Regions from separate parts of the Mus musculus genome. Here region 2 is linked to region 1. The links are chromatin loops, found by intact Hi-C in ENCODE. Cell type or tissue: left cerebral cortex. All regions are shown on one strand. Each heading gives the region's core, and the rest is flanking DNA. Links, peaks and the distances in the headings are about the cores only. Region 1 has its middle 8.4 kb from the start of Glce. Region 2 has its middle 23 kb from the start of A730043L09Rik.

Region 1 (10,043 bases), core at 1,027-9,026:
TGAAGTGCTCTCAGCCAGAGGGACATCCAACCTCAGAGCACTTACCTTGTGTTTGATTTCTAAATAAAAATGCTTTGGAAGTCAGAAGCTCTGGCAGAGGCTGTGTGTGAAGGGCTCACAGGGAGGGAGGGTGCTGAAAAGGCAGAACGCCATCATAGATTGGGGCCCTCTCTCACCATCTGTCTTTACTGCATGATGCATCTGTCTGTGGCCTGACAGTCATCGCTGTTCCCACAACCTCTCCATCTGGTACCAAGCACGTCCTTCCTTGTGTTTTGCTCTTAGAGCCACAGCAGGACCAGAGCCACCTTGGTCTCTGTTTTAGAGATCAAAGCATAGAATTCCACTCAAGGGTTCTGCCACTCGGCAGTGGTGTTGAGGGTGATTTTAGCAGGTGGCTTCGGGACTTGCTTGATCCTGGCACTAGGGTCTGCTCATAGCCTTCCCACCACCATCTGTGACTGGTGTTTGCCAACCAGCAGTAGAAGAGAACCAGCCAGTTTCTTCCTGAGGTTGTACCATCTGCAGCCTGCATTCTGACCTATTAGTCTGAGTGGCTACAACTGAACAGTTCTATCCCTGTTGGCATGGGTGCTTTACTGGTATCCCACCCGAGCAAACCCTGGCAAGAGTTACCTCCTGGCTAACCTCATCTTCACAAAGACCACAGAAGACAGTATTCCTCAAAAAGCTGGAAGAAGAGATGGCTCACCTGTAATGAGCACTTGCTCTTCTTGCAAAGGACCTGGGTTCAGTTCCTAGCACCCGCGTGAAGGCTTGTAACCTACTGCAGTTCTATGGGATACAATGTGATCTTCTGGCTTCTGTGGCCACTGCTTGCATATGGTGCACACATATGTGCAAGCAAAACACTCATAAGCACAAAATAAAACAAAGAAGTTGTTGTTTTTTGTTTTATTTGAGTTGGAAGAAATCCAGCTCTTGGACCCAACTTCTACTCCTTTAAAGTTTTAGAGAGTACCTATTTGGTTAGGTTGGAAGGCTGGAATTCTGTATGAATGGCCATGATATTCGTCTGTCCACTTACTGACCCCTGAGTCCACCTTTGACTTTGTTTTGTTGTTGCAGTTTGTGTGATTGTTTGTTGAAGATAAACCACAAAGGGGGGAAATACCAACAGCCTCGTGAGGACTTACAAAGGTTCACAAATGATTCAAGACCTGGAGCTTATTGCCCTTCTCAGAAGCATGAGGGACACCTACTGACTCACTCCTAACGAACAGTATGGCAGCAACGAGAGCTGGGACCCTGCTCTTAAAGGCATTGCAGCTTCTAGCTCTCTTTTCCTCACACACTCATGGAAACCAACTGCTTGAGGACCTTCAAACAGGGGTGTACATAGCTATAGACTTGACCCCCAGGTAACCCCTATGTGAGTGACCTATCTTGGTGATCCCAGCTTAGCCCCACAACATGGAACCTTAAGGTGATGTACTAATCAGCCTTTCTAGAGGAAGAGAACTGATATGCAATAGATAGATAGATAGATAGATAGATAGATAGATAGATAGATAGATAGATAGATAGATAGATACTATGTGTACATATACATATCTCTAATGAATCCCATATATGGGATTTATTAGAATGGCTTACTGGCTATGGTCTGGTTAGCCCAACAGTGGACCATCCTGATCAAAAGGCCAAGAATCCGGTAGTTGTTTGGTACATGAGGCTGGATATACCAATAAACTCAGCCAATCTTCAGACTTTGTTAGAATTCTACACCCCCCACCCAATGGACTCTAATAATACCAAAAACCAAACACCTCAGGAACAAGATAGATGATCTTGCAATCAAGACTGTGGGCAAACAGGCAAGAGCAAGAGCTCTCTCCTCCCAGGCACTTTTATGTGAGCTGCTACCAGAAGGTGTGGCCCAGGATTAGGGTGCATCTTCCCACCACAAATGATGCAATCAAAAGCCAGTCATAGTGGCACACACCTGTAACCCCAGTGCCCAGTAGGCAAAAGCAGGCAGATGGTTGGGAGTATGAGGCTACCCTGCTCTACACATGATAGACCATAGTGAGACCCTGCCTTGAAAGAAAAAAAAAAATCCAGTCAAGAAAATACTTTACATACGTGCTCATCTGTGAGTTCTTTAGTTGATTCCAATTTGTAGACAATCAAGATTAACCATCACAGGAGACTGCAGCTTGGCCTAACCTCATAAGAGATGAGTCAGGACCACCTAGGGAAAGTCCCTCCTAGCTCCACATAGACCATGTGAGATAATACATGTCTGTGGTTTGAAAACTCCTCATTCCAGAGCATTTATTATGCAGCAAATTGGTAGTGACAGTAGTTGTTAAGAGTAGATCAATCCGTTCCTATCCCTGCATGGAAATCTACCTTCCCACAGCACCAGACACCTGAAAAGCAAGAACAACAGAGCAGCAGCCACAGCTCACTGCATATAAAATGCAAGGGTCTCTACGCCCACAGAAAGTAGAAGAAACCCTTTCTTGATGGAAACAATGATTCTGATGCTTTACAATCCAGGCCGAGACGAGCATTCCAGCAATTGGAGAGACAGCAAGCGTGGAGCCATTCAGAGCAGTTAATAGCAGCTCTTCAGCAGTAGGGCAACTGTTTTCTCCCAAACACTTAGATCATACCACAAACCCACCACTTTCAGCCAATCTTGTGGAAAATACATGGCTCTTGAATACAGAGGGGGAAAACATCCTCTTACCCATCCGGATTATCCCAGAACGAGAAGTTGAGAGCTCTATCTCTATAGGGCCCCTATTAAAAGAAAAGTGACATTTTGAGGACACGAAGTGTTCACACAAGAACAGTCCTCATTTGACAGCAAGAAGATTGAAATGGTTTCTGAATATGATATTATGTCTCTGAATTAACATATGATGAATTAAAATTCAGTAAGAATTAGTTTCTCTACCTAATTAAAAATGAGGCAGGATGGCTTAGCATGTCAAAGCTTGCTATCAGGCCTAATGACCCAAGTTCAATCCCCAGGACCTGCATGGTGAAAGGAGCCAAAGAGTCCACAAAGTTGTCCTTTCAACAAACACGTACTTCAGCATGAACTGCTCCCTCCATGATAGATCTAATCTTAAGCAGAAAATCCATATAAAAAGAAAACCATTCAGCCAAGTTATACATTTGCACAATAAACTGCATTTTACACATACAAGAGACATATAGATAGGCCATACACATAGACCATTTACAAAATAATCATTAACTTAGAGCTAGGAAAATGCATCTGAATAGATCTCCATGACTCAAGTGTGTGGTAGACATCCTGTGGGGAATTGCAGGTTGGTCTCCAGTCGAGCTGAGGTCTGAACCCTGATGGTCATAATTCACCTACATGACACGGTAGGCATTCCCTCATGCTCCTGGAACTCTGGCCCCACAGCCCCGACAAGAAAAGCATGGTCAATAGTCATGTAAGCAATGGCCCAAGCTTCTGACCTTCAGGCTAAACTCCTCCCCAGTTACCTAGCAACAGTGAAGACCATAAAAAGGGGTGCTCAGCCTCCACCTCACTCACTCTCTTACTCTTTTTGTTTACCTCTCACTTCTCTCACTTCTCTCTCCTCTTCCCTTTCTCTTTGTCTTCTCCTCTCTTCTCTCCTCTCTCTCTCTCTCTCTCTCTCTCTCTCTCTCTCTCTCTCTCTCTCTCTCTCTCTTTCCCCTGCATTTCTATAATAAAGCTCTTAAACCATAGAGAGTCTCTGCTCCACGAAGACGCACTACACACTCTGGTCAGTGTTGGGAACTTCTTTCCCTATTCCCTCTCTCCTACAATTCCAGGCTTTAGCAAGGTAGCTCCAGGGTCACCGGTCAGAGGCTGCCCCTTCTCCACCCCCCACTCCCCCCTCCGAGTGGGGTCAGCCTTAGATGCTCACCCGGAGCATGTAGAAAGCACTGGCAGCTCTGCCTGCGTCCGCCTGCTCAGAGCACAGGAACTCTGGCGGGACATGGGCCCCTTTTCCTTCTCCACTTTTCTCCAGGGCTCCCCGGGACCCCCCCCTTTTTTTATTCCCTACAACATCCTACTACCTTTAGCAATGAGGACAAAAGTTAATTCTTTGAACCACAAGATCTTAGAAAAAAAATCTTTGCTTTCCACCCTTTCTTCAATACCTCATTGTCAAATATAAATTGCAAATACATAAGGGTAGGGCATCATGAAGAATGGGGGAAGGGAGAGAAAACAAAACCACAACAAAATCAACACAGTTGCTGCAGAAGAAAAGAACAGAGAGAAGGCTTTCCCATAGGCAGCCAAACCTTCCACTCCTGAAACCTGTGGGTCTAGACCCACAGACTTCATGAAAGAGTGATTTCCCAGCAGATGATCAGGATACTGCTATTGGAAGAAACAGAAAGGGAATTTCAACCTTGGCAGGGGCGGGGGCACATGACTGAGAGTCACACATATAGTACCTTTTATATAGTCAAGTTGACCATGAACTCCTGGTCTTCCTTCGTTTGCCTCTGAAGTGCTGGGGTTACAGGTTTACATCACCATATCTAATTTATGGGGTACTGGGGTTCAGACCCAGGGCTTTATGGATGTTTGGCAAGAGCTCTATGACCGAGCTACATCCCAGTCTTTTGTTTTTATCTTAAGCCAACTGGAGATCACTGTCTGAAAGAGTCCTAACAGTGGTGGTACAGGACTATTATAGAGAGAAACCAGGTAGCTCTTGAGATGGGTGGAAGTTTGATACACAGAAAGGTATGGGTGTGGGTGCTTCTAGTTGGAATAAACAATACAGACAAAAGCCTCAAGACCGCGAAAAAGGACAAACAACTCTGTGAAGAATAATAAATACTGAAATGCAGGTCAAGATCAGATTGCACACAGATTCGAAGGTCAGTCGCTGTCGGAGCTTGGTTCAAAGCCAAGTTCAAGCCACCAGAGGCTTTAAAGGCTGAGAGTGACCTGGTCAACCAAGGACCCAGGGAAGAATAGCCAGTATGATCTCACAAGTTGGCCTGAAGTGGGGGACCTCCCAGGAATGAGTCAATGAGGGCAGAATCCAAGCACAGATTCCTCCTGAGATGTGTGACATCAGCAGTAGGTGACCCCTCAGCAAGGCCCAGTACTCAGCATTTCAGTAGACACAGAACTCTCAATGTTCAGATTTAATGACTGAATATCTTAGGAACATAACCCTCAAGATCGGTCATGTACACATTCCACAGATGTTTTACTTTGAGCCCAGCACTCATATGGGAGTTTGACGAATGAGCAAAGACTGATATCATTGAGGCATACTTCCACACACACAAAAATAATGAAACCCAACCATGATACATACTATGAGAATTACTGAGTACTACGAAATCTTGGGCCAGGGTACCTATCCCAATCCCATGGGTGTTTTCGGATCAGAGAGAGTGTCCCAGCAGAAATGACAGCTAGGGTAGGTCTGAGGCAGGATGGGAGTTAAATATGGTGGAGGGGGGTTTGACGGGTAATTCACTCAGAAGCACGTGCTAAGATTAGATGATGCTTCATCAGAGGTGTGGAAAATTCCAGTGTGGCTTTTCTCCAGAGATGAAAAACACGTCAGAAGACTTCGGTAGGAGGCAGCAGGTTGTCAGCTTCTCTGTGTTGTCAGTCTAAGAGCAATGCTTACATGTTGTAGTTGAGGTCCTTCAATTCCATTTGTTGTTTTGATCACACACAAGAAGAAGCCAACAAGGGGCCAATCTCATTTATAGTGTAAGTGGGTGCTCAATACCCAACAGATGGTTGGAGGTAAAGATTATGTGGGAAGTCTTTGAAACTATCTCCTCTGCAGATTGATGACTGCAGTCATTTGATGCAACAGTAAACACAAGATAGAAAATGCTAATTCTTCTAAGAAGAGCCATGTGGCCACTCACATGTGCACCAAGGTACAAACAACTCATGAACTTTCTTGAGAATAGATTGTTATATGACACCGACTTTTCCTGGGGAGACAATACACACACACACATGCACATATGTACATGTGGGAACCCTAGATAGGGAACCCATCACAGACCACAGTTAATGATTGCACTGAAGTCTAACTTGGAAAACCAATGAGTTTGCATTCGGGTTATTATGAAGGGTATGGGTGAATGGAGATAATTCAAAGCAGCTGCACCACAAGAAACACGAGTGAGGACTCCCCAAAGTTCCAAGCCTGGAGTTCTCTGCACGGCTTGCAGGCTAAATCGTTCTGCAGCCCTGTTGGCCACAGTCTTCTCTCAGCTGCCTTATTCCTTTTGTAAAGCTGGGGAAGGGCCTCTGAGAATTTACACTTTTCCAGACTTGTGACCTTCTGTCTACTTCTTAAATCTCCAGAGCCTCTCCCTCCCCCCTAGAGGGAAAGGCTCTTTTCTGAGGAAACTGCCATCTAACACAGGTGTGCAGATCACAGAGCAATAGATGGAGGTTGGGGGGAGGATCTGGTGCCTAAGGCAGGAGCAAGGGGAAACCCTAGAGATGGGTAGGAGGCATACAGTGGGAACACTTCTGGCACTGGAGAGAATGCCTAGTGCCTAGTACATGCTTGGCAGGGATTTGCAGAAAGAAATGAAATCAAGAAAGAAAGAGGCTTGGCTTGTGTTTCAGGTTTTTAAAAAAAATTGGCTTTCTTCTCCCTGAGCCCATATACATCATCAAGTATAATGAGCTCTCTAGCTCTCTGCATCCTGATTTTACATCCATGGACACAATCATCCATGCATCAAAAACATATGGAAGAAATTTGAGTTCATACTGAACATAAATAGACTGTTTGCTCTTGCTCTCACTCCCTGAACAATGCTGTGTGGTACCCATTCACATGACATGGACGTACTATTACCCAGTGCATAGCATCTAGAGATGAAGTGCTTGGGAGGATGCTCCTGTTTGTCTGTACGTGCTCTTCTGTCTCATATGAAGTTCATGGAAAGGGATGCAGGCACTTTTTGGACTTCAAGGTATATATCTCAGAGTTCCTGATTCCCCAAACACAGGATCAGATGGCACACAGCTTTTTTCCATGAAGGCCGGAACCTGAGAATAGACAGGCATTGTGAGAATCCTAAAAGACTCTGGGCAGACACTCCAGGGTTCAAGGCCAGCATCCAGACTCTGGTGACCCTGTCACTGAGAACTCACTTGAAAGAGTCATTGCCATTTTCTGACATACTTTTAGAAACCTTTGGGACAAACTGTCTATTAGCAACTGTGGTGGTTTGAATTAGAAATGTCCCCAGTAGGTTTATGTATTTGAACACTTTCCCCAGTTCCCAGTGATGCTTAAGGAGGTTATATAAACTTTAGGTGATGAAGCCTTCTAAAGAAAGTATGCCGCTGGGAATGGCTCTATATAGCCTTGCTGTGTGAACACTGAAGATCTTGTTCCCCAATTGGTTCTTGATCAATCAATAAAGATGCCACAAGCTAATGGTTGGGTGGAAGAGGCGGGACTTCCAGGTCCCCCACAAGCAGGACAGGAGACACAGGAAGAAGAAAGGGTATTCACCATGCTTCAGAGGGAGAGAGAGTCTCCAGCCATGTGACCCCTTCCCCAATTGGGAGATTAGAAACACAACTAAGCTGAGGGCAGATGTAAGGTGTTGAGCAAGGAGAGGTAACTGGGCAACTAAGCTAAGGGTAGATTTAGAGTGTTGAACCAGGAATAAAGGAAAAAGCACGCTAGCTGCGGAAGGTTTAGAGAAGCCCAGTCGCTGAGCCAGAAGGCAGGTTAAAAATGAGCCCCGTGTGTGTGTGTGTGTGTGTGTGTGTGTGTGTGTGTGTGTGTGTGTGTGTGTGTGTCTTTTATCCGCAGATCCAAGGGAACCAGGGCGGTGGCTGGTAGCTCAGTCTGCCCAGAGCTTAAAGCAGGGTAGTACGAACACTGCACCTTGCCCCTTCTCTCTCCCTTTCTGTTTGTAAAGGAAGAAAATGTGATCAGCCAGCTTCCTCTGCTATGCCCTCCCTAACATAATGGAATTCATCATTCCGGAACCATAAGCTAAAATAAACCCTTTCTTCCTTAACTTGCTTATAGTCATGGTGTTTTATTACAGCCACAGAAAAGTAACTAACGCAGCAGTCCTCAGAGGTTTGGTTTAAACAGCCACAATGAATCATTGCCACTGACTGAGTGTGTCTGCATCGGAGGAATCTTTTCACATGTATTAGGACAGAAAAGGAAGAAAGACTGCTTTTATATAAAGAAGATCAGCTTGTCTTTTTCTTTCCACACCATATAAAAGACAGGCCTCTCTCTCTCTCTCTCTTCTGGTGCACATTTTGACTAAAATGTCCCTCTTCTGTATTCTTCCAACACTCAGGCAGAATAATAATAATAATAATAATAATAACTTGTGGAATAATTTAGTAAAATTGCGGGTTAATAGGTTAATGTTAACCTTACCTCTCACTGATTCTGAATTAATCACTGGGGGAAACAGTAAACTGCTTAATGAAAGTGTCACCCTCATTAAGGAATGCTAAGTGAGTATGAGGACGCCTCCCTGAGAACCAGCACGGGCTATGTGCTCATGACAACCCTAGCATTTAAAGGTTTCATGACTGAAGGGTCTAAAGTTGAATTTTGTGATAAGATACCTGCAGAATAAGGCCCACTTTAACAATGATTCTGCCTCTCTAGTGTGTTCTAAAGATTGTTTCCATGGGGACATGCATTGTGCGCTCTAAAGTTTTCCTCATATAGATTTTTTTCTCTTGCATCTAGATATTTGGAGAGCATCTATCATTTGGGTATCTCCTCTCTGAACATGTCTCCAGGAGGGGAGAGAAAAACATTTCTAGAAAGACATAAAAGCCGGTCACTCATCAGAAAGAGCCCGTAAAATTTGTAAAATTATACAGGACTTGAAGGACTCCTAAGTGACCTTCCTTCCGGAACTCATCTCCTGCTCAGGTATCAGTTGAGGAGACAAAAGCCCAGGTCCATATCCCTTGCTACATTTTCTAAGATGTCTTCTCCAGTGTTTGAACCTTTCTGGACTAGACAGACTAAAACCCAGGTGGAAGGCTTGCTGGACTGGGAGGTTCGGGCCCTTAGACAAAAGATGCCTCCTCTATGTGCCAGGGGCAAAGCTGTGCCTACCTCTCACCATCGTATTCCCCTGTGGAATTCAGAAGACTGCATTGCTTAGGGTAGGCTTGGCTTGGTTCAAGCCAGTGATGAGAGCAGAGGCAGTAAATGCTGCTTCACATCAGAGTTCTGTGGGCTGATCATTATGGGATGTGCCACGTTTTACTAGGAAACATAGTTAGCAGCTCTGGGAATAATTAAGGTCTCTCATCTCAGCCCCTAAGATCTCCTGAGGTATCCGCTGCTGTCCCAGTCATCCATCGCCTGCCTGACCTACTGGCCATCTGGATGTACAGAAACAGTTAAGGATCCCAAGGTCCTAGAAGATGAGGGGGTGGCTAGTTGGTCCTTCTATCACAATGTGGTAAACTGTTGACCTGAAGTAAATGATGACCTCACTATTAATTCAGCTGCTGGAATATAAGATTGTCCTGGTATCCATCAGTGAGATGCAGCAGGTTGCTAGGCAAACCTAGCAACAGATAGTCCTTGCAGAAAGACAAAGTACTGTGACCAGAGATGGACAGGTCAAGAACTCAGAGCCCAAATTAGAAGTTAAGGCCATGGATGCGGTATTAGCAGCCATAGCCTGACCTGGGCCAAAAATGGCCAAGGCTTTGGGATTCAGGGATTGGAGCTCCCACTGGACTCCAGTCCCTGGGGAACATAGTTTGTATAGTGAGGTAAGCAGGACCTTATTTTTCCAAACAGAACACATAGAAAGGAATCAGCTAAGACAGAGGTTCAAGCCAAAGGATAGGACATAATGTGCTTGGTGACTTGGACCACAGGACAGGTTTGGTGGTAGGGAAATGAGACAGGACCTTCCCTGCCTAGGGGCTAATGTCAGGGGAACAAAGAATGAAGGTCATAGAATATGTCAGTCCTGTGAGGCCATCATACTCTAGGAATGACTGGATAATCACACACTCCAAGAAGACT
Region 2 (10,043 bases), core at 1,041-9,040, 91 kb after region 1:
GTGTCTGCCCTGTGGAGCCTAGAGGCAGTAAGTACTTCGGGCTGTGTGCAGTTGGAGGCTGTGATCGCTGTTGCCTCTTCTCTGCCTTTTGGTATTTTTCTTCCAGAGAAACGATTATGTGGGGACTTTTTAAAATGTCATTGCTCCATGAGCTGGAAAAGGCGGTCCTGCTGATTGGAACACTGGTTTGCAGGAGACGGAGTGGTGCTGTTGACATTTGCAGAGGCTTTCCAGCTAAACTTTAAAACTCTTTGCAGAGCTAATCCTGCCGGCAATGGCTACTGGTGATATTTCTATGGTGATCACAGACACCCAGGGAAAGGGCTCGGTAATTGGTTTCCTTTAGGGGGCCAGCAAAGTTAGGTGGGGGCCAGGTTCATTTTAACACAGAAGTTGGCATGGATGGAGAGTCACCTGTGTAGAGCACACAAGGCGCTCAATAAGCTTGCCAGGCTGAACCCTGTGATGGAATGAATTCCCTGCCTTTCTTCAGTGCTATCTGGTTTGCTGAGGATAATTGGCTAATTTCAAATATTGATGCACTGCCTTTGAGCACCGTGGTGTGTTGCTCCCGGAGCCAAGCTCTGAAGATAAAATTGTGAAGCAAAACAGACAAGGAGTCTCTCTGCCTTCTGAGATCTCGGCACAGAGAAAAAGTCAGAGCAGAAATGAGTACACCCTTCTACTGCAGAACAGGAATCAGCTCTGAGCCTTGAGTCTGTACTCTCATGACCCTTGTGGACTGGAAACTGGAATGGAGAACGGGGAGGGTCCTATGGGAGTAAAGACCAATGGCGAGAAATCAGGACAAGCCTCCCAGTATTGGGGAGGGAGGGCTGGGCCACAGAAGACCTAAAAAGAAGTGGGTAGGGTTGGTACCTAGAGACAAGAGACAAGTCTGGGCATGGGACAGTAATAAGGAGGACCCACTGGCTTTATTGACCTTGCTGGCTAATAAGTGGGTAGAAGGCCACAAGAAAAGGACAAAATGGCTGGGCGTGGTGGTGCACGCCTTTAATCCCAGCACTCGGGAGGCAGAGGCAGGCGGATTTCTGAGTTCGAGGCCAGCCTGGTCTACAAAGTGAGCTCCAGGACAGCCAGGGCTATACAGAGAAACCCTGTCTCGAAAAAAAAAAAAAACAAAAAACAAAAAAAAACAAAAAAAGAAGAAGAAAAGGACAAAATGTGTCACTCAGATATTTCCATAGCCTCAGAAGGCAGAAGCAGGTGGATCTCTGTGAGTTTAAGCTCAGACAGTCCAGGCCAGCCAGAGCCACAAAATGAGACTTTGTCAAAGAAGTAGAAGAAGAAAGGAAGGAAGGAAGGAAGGAAGAAATAGAGAGAAAGAAAGAGAAGGAAATTAATTAATTAATTAGAACTTTCATAAGGTAAAAATTCAGTCTTTGGTAGAGAGAATTTCATTATCAAATTACACACATGGAAAATGTATGAGTCCTTAAAAGTCTCTATGTGTCAGCTCCTCAATGATCTCAAAGAGTTTGAGCCAGATTTGGTGAGCTGCTTAAGCCAGATTAGCTCAGTTGGTAGAGTGCTTGCTTAGCATCAGGGAGCCCTAAACAGGGGGCAGGAGGATCAGAAGTCCAAAGTCATTTCTGGATACACAGTGAGCTTGAGACCAATCTAGGCTGCATGTGACCGTGTCTCAACAAAGGAAATAAGTTGTTGAACTTCTCCGTATAGCTTTTCCATGGGAAGCTGGTGATAGGACAAATGGCTAACTGAGGTGCCTATTTAACATATCAGATTGGAAGTCACCAGTCACCAGTCTCTCTCAGCATTGCCAGTACCTGTTTCGGCACCCTGGCTCCTCTGTGGGCAAACCCCACTTGCACATAAGCCAATAGATAAGTTTGTATAGATACAAATGTGGGTATGTTGCATATATGAGATATATGTATGCCTGAACATAACTTTTTGTGTTTTCTGTAATTGGGACTATAAGTATTGCTACTTGACGTATGTCTTGAGCTTTCTACCATGTCTGATGTTCTGCAGTATTGAGAAACTGTGAGTTTATTGTGGCTTATTTAATCTTCCATGAGTAATATTTCTTGGGGATGGGTGCTATTAGAAGCAATGACTACCGTCTTTCTGTTTGTTTGTATGTATATTTGTTTGTTTAAAGATCTCATTTTACTTTATGTGTATGTGTGGTTTTGCTTGCATGCCTAGGTATACTGTATGTGTGCTTGGAGCCCAAGGAAGTCAGAAGAGGGTGTTGGAGAAATGAAGTTACAGATGGTTATGAACCACCAAGTTGGTACAGGGAATTGAACCCCGGGCCTCTGCAGAAGCAACAGTGCTCTTAACCTCTGAGCCATTTCTAATCTTCCTATAGCTACTGTCTTTTTAAAAATTGATTTAATAAAGGTTTTTAAATTTATTTTATTTTGTTTTGGATTTTTAAGTCAGGGTTTCTCTGTGTAACAGCCCTGGCAGACCTGGTCCTCACTTTGTAGACCAGGCTGGCCTTGAGTTCATAGAGATCCACCTGTCTCTGCCTCCCAAGTGCTAGGATTAAAGGCATGTACCACCATGCCTGGCTTAATTAAGTTATTTTTCCATGTACTTATTTATTGTGAGGGCCGGGTACTTGCCAATGCATCTGTGTGGCAGCCAGAGGACAATCTACGGGCCCGATCATGGGGACCTGATGATGACCACCAGGCTTGGTGGCCAGCATCTTTCCCTTCTGAACCTCCTCGGCTGCCCCAGTTATTGCCTTTTAAAAATAGCTTATTTGACACAGGATCTCATATAGCTGAGGATGACCTTGAACTTCTAGTCCTACTGTCTCACGTGCTGGGATTACAAGCATCACCAAGGCCATTTTTTTTTTTTATGGTGCTGGGGATCAAACCCTGGACTTCATGTATGCTGGGTAAACACTCTACCAGCTGAGCTAATAACCATTCCTAACTATTCTCTTATTTATCTATTGCTCCGTAGCCATACTAGATATTGCTGTTCTGTCCAGAGAATGAGCAAGTTTATCAAGCAGTAAGCAAGAGTAAAAGGACACCATGTATCAGAGTCAGCAAAACATCATCAAGCCGGATGCATACAGCATCCAACAGAAATCAGCCGGAAGCCCGGGGCTGCGTGGGCTCCTTACAGAGCCGTGTAAGAGAGAGCTTTCTCTCCATAGATGAGCATTTGCTTCCTGTTCCCATTGAGTGGGAATGGGGGCACATGTGCTTGTAAGTGAGGTGCTCTTAGGGGCCAGAAGAGATCTCTGAATCCCTAAGAGCTGGAGTTACAGGTGGTTGTTGATGTGTTTATTAAAAAGATAGAGAGGTCTAAGATATGTTCTAAGGTGTGGTGAGGTATGGGGAAGGGAATGTCTCTATGGGCATCCCTTCCCCCTGAGGGACCAGCCACAGATGGTATAGGATAGAATAGAGTTTATTCAGGGCATAGGGAGGGGAGTTAAGAGAGTAGTAGAGGCAGAGAAAGGCAGAAAGAGGGAGAGAGTAGAGAAGTAGAGGCAGGCCATGGCCATGAGCATGTGGAGAGAGGGGGAAAGGAAGAGCCCAAGAGGGCAAGAGAGAAGCAAGAGGGAAGCAATAGTAAGAGCGATAGAGGAGGGGGCAAGCAGCCCCTTTTATAATGGGCCAGGCCTACCTGGCTGTTGCCAGGTAGCTATGGGGTGGAGATCAGACTGAATGCTAACATTTGTAAGCAGTCTGCTATGGGTGTTGAGAACTGGACTCCAACCCTCTGGAAGAGCTGTGCATACTCTTAACCGTTGAGCCATCCACGCAGCCCCTCACTGCAGACATTGCTATGCTGTGGGACAAGCAGTAAGTAACCTCTGCTGGAAGTGGCTCTCCTTCTCGCTGTTCTCAGAGACACACACAGTGTTTCTACACTCTCTGGCTGCTTTGCCCTTCTCTTTTGTCCTTGTCACAGAGCCAGGGCCCAGCCTATTCCAGATGAGGGGTCTTGAAGGAGCCTTTGACACAAACACACTTGGGTCTGAGAAGAGGGCCTTCCTCACCCCCAGAGTATGCTTTCAACGCCTGCAGACATCACGTGGCAACTTACTGATATAATTTATACTACAATTGCTCATAAATTTTGGCAGCTGGGGATCTGGGAGCTGCCTGCCTGGGTGGCTTCCCACGCAGCGCTTTTCACATGGGTGCACTTAAGCTTCTTTATGGAGCACTGCCCCTACTGAGATTTGACCAGGACAGGGCAACCTCTTCCTCACATATCTGGCCAGTGGGTGCTGGTTGTTAGTTACGGTTGGGGAGGGTTGCTTCTTTCTATGTTCTTTTAGGGAGACCAGTGGAATACCACACATGTGTCTGTAGACAATTCTTGTAGAGACTTGTAATGGGGCTTCACCACCATGATTGAATATCCATTTCTTCTCGCACATCCTGGATCTTTCTGTCCGATGGGCTGAGGACTTTATAATCATTTTTGTTTTTTTCTTTTTGTAACACTACTGAAGCAGGCTGAGGAGCTCGAAATGAAATCGCTAAAAGAAAAGAAAAAATTACCAGAAGACACCAAGATGGGCTGTTGCTATGGAGAATGAATGCCTCCAGCTGTGAACCCAACCAGGAGACCGCAGCGGGGGCGGGTCACACTTACCTTCAGGAGCATCCCAGCTTCACCAAGGAGAGGGCGCATTGGAAGGAAGGGCAGCATACGGAGGGGATTGATCTGGTTGCCAGCTCATGCAGATACTAGCAGAGTGGTTCTAACTCAGGGAGCAGAGGGGAGAACTGGGCTGGGGGGTGGGGGTGGGGGTGGGGGAGGGGGGCACTTAGCTTCCCAAAGCCACGGGTTTCCTAGGCTGCTCTGGAGAGAAGTGGGTGGAATATTTCGGAGCAGGTTGGAGTGAGACCATGTACACTCATGTCTCCTCCCAGCCATTTCGTATGTCAACTGGGGTTTATTACATGCCAGACATTGTGCTGGGGCAGTAGATCTTTGAGAGACCTGACTGAAATAGGGTTGAGAGTACACACCCCTGGAAATCCATCCCCTCTCTGTAGAACGGCAACTCTATAATGTGACTCCAGGTCTGTGTGTTAACAGTGGTACCCACATGGCCTGTGCCACATACTTAGATGCGGGTGGTAACAGGAAAATTGTGAAGAAGAGTGTCAAAAGCATGTATATTTCTCTCTGCCTGAATGTGTGTGTGTGTGTGTGTGTGTGTGTGTGTGTGTGTGTGTGTGTGTGTGGTATATCCTCAGAAGCCATTCACCTTGAGGGTTTTGGGTTGGGTTGGTTTGGTTTGGTTGGTTGGCTGATTTTGGTTTGTTTGTTTGTTTGTTTGAGACAGATTTTCTCCAAGTAGGCTAGGCTGGCTGACCTCAGGATTTTACCTGTGCCGGCCTCCCACTGCTGGCATCATCAGCATGTGCCGGCTTGGCTGACCTTTTCATCTGGTTGCTGGGGATTAAATTCAGGTCCTCATGCTAAAGCAAGCTCTTAGCAATAAGCTATCTTCACAGTGCCTCTGTGCCTTTCCCTGCTGCTAGTGGCTCTCATCAACTTTGCTTTTATGCTTCCATGCCTCTAAAGGAAAAAGAAAAGAAGAGAAAAGAAAAGGAAAGAAAAACAACTTCATAAACTATTTCCCAAGTACTTTCCTGCTGAGGTGTATATGGTGGGTGGAGTCTAGTGATCTGCATCTCCCACTGCTTTGGCACTGTGTGGGTGGGGCGTGCTGCCTGTGGTGAAGTCACAGGTGAGGCAGTCTAAGTATGAGATTTTAAGTACCAGTAAGGGTAAGTCAAGGGCATATGGGGCACTTGCGATGCTACTCATCTGTTAGGAGCTAGCCCAGACTATATCTTCTCTCTCTTCTCCTCCCCTCTTCTCTTCTCTCCCTCCCCCACCTCCCCTTCCTCCCTCCTCTCTTCTGTTCTCTTCTTTCTTTGTCTGTTCTCCCATTCCTCCTCTCTCTTTAGCCCACTTCTTTTCTGCCTCCTCAGTCTTTTCCTTGCCTGAATGGCCATCTGAGTCCCCGATGCATCAATGCATCAATGTGACTGTGTTTCCATAGGCAGGTGTGTGTCTTGTTTAGTCACATTAAAAATAAATCGCTTGGCCACACACAGGCTATGAGTCAATCTGTTCCTTCCCTCTGCTTTCCAGGAACAGATTGCTCAAAACCAGACGACTGTGGTGTGAGACGCCAGCAAGGAGCGGCATGCGGTGGAAGGAACAAGCCCTCCTGAGCAGCCCTCCCGCTGGGCCTCCTGTTCACTGAAAGTCAATCAGTCACACCCACCAAACGCAGTCGGTGTGGCTGCATTCTTTAAGCCAAGGAGAACGTTAGAGGCCAAAGTTCAATGCACACATTTATTGATTTGTGTGTGTTGAACCGTCTTTGATGGTTTTATGTTTGCTATTTTCTTATTTAGTGCTCTAAGGCAGCTTGTGCTTTACTGTGACCTCATAGATGTTTCTATATGTTCTATATGTCAAGCTCCTTCACGTATCTTCCATAGCATTGTCTAAGTGGATTCTTTTACTTTCTGTTCATCATGGGAAGGTTTTTTCCCCCTTTATTTATGAAGGGTGCCTTTGCTTGACAAAGTAATCTGGGCTGGTAGTCTTTGTATTTCTGAATTTGAAATACATCATTCCATGCCTTCCGAGTTTTTAGAGTTTCTATTGAGGAATTGAGGTCATTGCTAAGATACCCTGCCAGGAATTTCACCTTTGGGTATCACAGTTTTTTGCTGTGGTTCTTTTTTGAAGCAGGTTCTCCTATAGTCCAGGCTGTTCTCCAACTGGCTATGTAATTGGGGTGACCTTAAACTTCTGATCTTCCTGCCTTTGTCACCCACTCTTGAGGTACTAGGATTATAGATGTACCACCACACTAGGTCAGTTGATGCAGTGCTGTGGATGGGTCCCAGGGCTTTGTGCATGCTAAGCAAGCCCTCCATCCTCCTCTGCAGCCGCAGCCCAGGACCTCAGTCTCTGTAGACTAAGCACTTTAGTCATTTTGTAAACATTATTTAGGGTTAGATGAACTCCACTGCTCTACTACATTAGCCAGTTACTAACTTAACACTGGAGTCTCTTCACCTTCAAAATGCTATAGAAACCAGGATCAGCAGAGATGATATCTTTTTTATTATTATTTTCTTTTATTTTTTTAATTTTATTTTATTAGATATTTTCTTTATATACATTTCAAATGCAAGTTCCCTATTCCCTCCCCTGCCATGCTCCCCTACCCACCCACTCCCAATTCTTGGCCCTGCCGTTCCCCTGTACTGGGGCATTATAAAGTTTGCAAAACCTAGGGGCCTCTCGTCCCAGTGATGGTCGACTAGGCCATCTTCTGCTACATATGCAGCTAGAGACATGAGCTCTGGGGGTACTGGTTAGTTCATCTTGTTGTTCTACCTATAGGGTTACAGATCCCTTCAGCTCCTTGGGTACTTTCTCTAACTCCTCCATTGGGGGCCCTGTGTTCCATCCTATAGATGACTGTGAGCATCCACTTCTATATTTGCCAGGCACTGGCATAGCCTCACTCAAAACAGCTATATCAGGGTCCTTTCAGCAAAATCTTGCTGACATATGCAATAGTGTCTGGGTTTGGTGGCTGATTATGGGATGGATCCCCGGGTGGAGTAGTCTCTGGATAGTCCATCCTTTCATCATAGCTCCAAACTTTGTCTCTGTAACTCCTTTCATGGGTATTTTGTTCCCTATTCTAAGGAGGAATGAAGTATCCACCCGTTGATCCTCCTTCTTGATTTTCTTGTGTTTTGCAAGTTGTATCTTGGGTATTCTAAGTTTCTGGGCTAATATCACTTATCAGTGAGTGCATATCTAGTGACTTCTTTTGTGATTGGGTTACCTCACTCAGGATGATATCCTCCGGATACCTCCATTTGCCCAAGAAATTCATAAATTCATTGTTTTTAATAGCTGAGTAGTACTCCATTGTGTAAATGTATCACATTTTCTGTATCCATTCCTCTGTTGAGGGACATCTGGGTTTTTTCCAGCTTCAGGCTATTATAAATAGGGCTGCTATGAACATAGTGGAGCATGTGTCCTTATTACCAGTTGGAACATCTTCTGGGTGTATGCCCAGGAGAGGTATTGCTGGATCTTCCGGTAGTACTATGTCCAATTTTCTGAGAAACCTCCAGACTGATTTCCAGAGTGGTTGTATAAGCTTGCAATCCCACCAGCAATGGAGAAGTGTTCCTCTTTCTCCACATCCTCGCCAGCATCTGCTGTCACCTGAATTTTTTATCTTAGCCATTCTGACTGGTGTAAGGTGGAATCTCAGGGTTGTTGATTTGCATTTCCCTGATGATTAAGGATGTTGAACAGTTTTTCAGGTGCTTCTCAGCCATTCGGTATTTCTCAGTTGAGAATTCTTTGTTTAGCTATTACCCCATTTTTAATGGGGTTATTTGAATTTCTGGAGTCCAGCTTCTTGAACTCTTTGTATATATTAGATATTAGTCCCCTATCAGATGTAGGATTGGTAAAAATCCTTTCCCAATCTGTTGGTGGCCTTTTTGTCTTATTGACAGTGTCTTTTGCCTTACAGACGCTTTGCAATTTTATGAGGTCCCATTTGTCAAAAAATTCTTGATCTTGCAGTACAAGCCATTGCTGTCCTGTTTAGGAATTTTTCCCCTGTGCCCATATCTTCGAGACTTTTCCCCACTTTCTTATCTATAAATTTCAGTGTCTCTGGTTTTATGTGGAGGTCTTTGATCCACTTAGACTTGAGCTTTGTACAAGGAGATAAGAATGGATCAATTTGCCTTCTTCTACATGATAACCGCCAGTTGTGTCAACACCATTTGTTGAAAATGCTATCATTTTTCCACTGGATGGTTTTAGCTTCCTTGTCAAAGATCAAGTGACCATAGGTGTGTGTATTCATTTTTGGGTCTTCAATTCTATTCCATTGATCTACCTGTCTGTCACTGTACCAGTACCATGCAGTTTTTATCACAATTGCTCTGCAGTACAGCTTAAGGTCAGACATGGTGATTCCACCAGAGGTTCTTTTATTGTTGAGAATAGTTTTTGCTATCCTAGGTTTTTTATTATTCCAGATGAATTTTCAAATTGCCCTTTCTAACTCAGTGAAGAATTGAGTTGGAATTTTGATGGGGATTGCATTGAATCTGTAGATTGCTTTCGGCAGGATAGCCATTTTGACTATATTAATCCTGCCAATCCATGAGCATGGGAGATCTTTCCATCTTCTGAGATCTTCCTCAATTTCTTTCTTCAGAGACGTGAAGTTCTTATCATACAGATCTTTCACTTCCTTAGAGTCACACCAAGGTATTTTATATTATTTGTGACTATTGTGAAGGGTGTTGTTTCCCTAATTTCTTTCTCAGCCTGTTTATCCTTTGTGTAGAGAAAGGCCATTGATTTGTTTGAGTTAATTTTATATTCAGCTACTGCACTGAAGCTGTTTATCAGGTTTAGGGGTTCTCTGGTGGAATTTTTAGGGTCACTTATATATACTATCATATCATCTGCAAATAGTGATATTTTGACTTCTTCCTTTCCAATTTGTATCCCCTTGATCTCCTTTTGTTGTCGAATTGCTCTGGCTAGGACTTCAAATACTATATTGAATAGGTAAGGAGAAAGTGGGCAGCCTTGTCTAGTCCCTGATTTTAGTGGAATTGCTTCGAGTTTCTCTCCATTTACTTTGATGTTGGCTACTGGTTTACTGTATATTGCTTTCATTATGTTTAGGTATGGGCCTTGAATTCCTGATCTTTCCAAGACTTTTATCATGAAGGGGTGTTGGATTTTGTCAAATGCTTTCTCAGCATCTAACAAGATGATCATGTGGTTTTTGTCTTTGAGTTTGTTTATATAGTGGATTATGTTGATGGATTTCCATATATTAAACCATCCCTGCATCCCTGGGATGAAGCCTACTTGATCATGATAGATGATCGTTTTGATGTGTTCTTGGATTCAGTTTGCAAAAATTTTATTGAGTATTTTTGCATCAATATTCATAAGGGAAATTGGTC

What was found. Peaks named below come from ENCODE experiments on the same cell type or tissue, not always from the same donor. Only the 100,000 strongest peaks of a DNase experiment are listed, where the experiment ranks them.
Region 2: a loop joins it to region 1, with 2.4 times the contacts of the local background. A loop is called at or near these places in 4 of 42 quality-filtered maps.

Annotation. Positions count from the first base shown.
Region 1 is chr9:62,126,004-62,136,046 of GRCm38, forward strand. No RefSeq gene overlaps it. Among named protein-coding and RNA genes, the nearest start is that of Glce, 8.4 kb to the left of the region's middle. In left cerebral cortex, for the core only: no CTCF peak of the experiment used is centred there; DNase peaks (open chromatin) are centred at 5,541 and 6,526.
Region 2 is chr9:62,216,518-62,226,560 of GRCm38, forward strand. No RefSeq gene overlaps it. Among named protein-coding and RNA genes, the nearest start is that of A730043L09Rik, 23 kb to the right of the region's middle. In left cerebral cortex, for the core only: no CTCF peak of the experiment used is centred there; DNase peaks (open chromatin) are centred at 4,116, 4,543, 5,717 and 6,116; H3K27ac peaks cover 1,910 bases.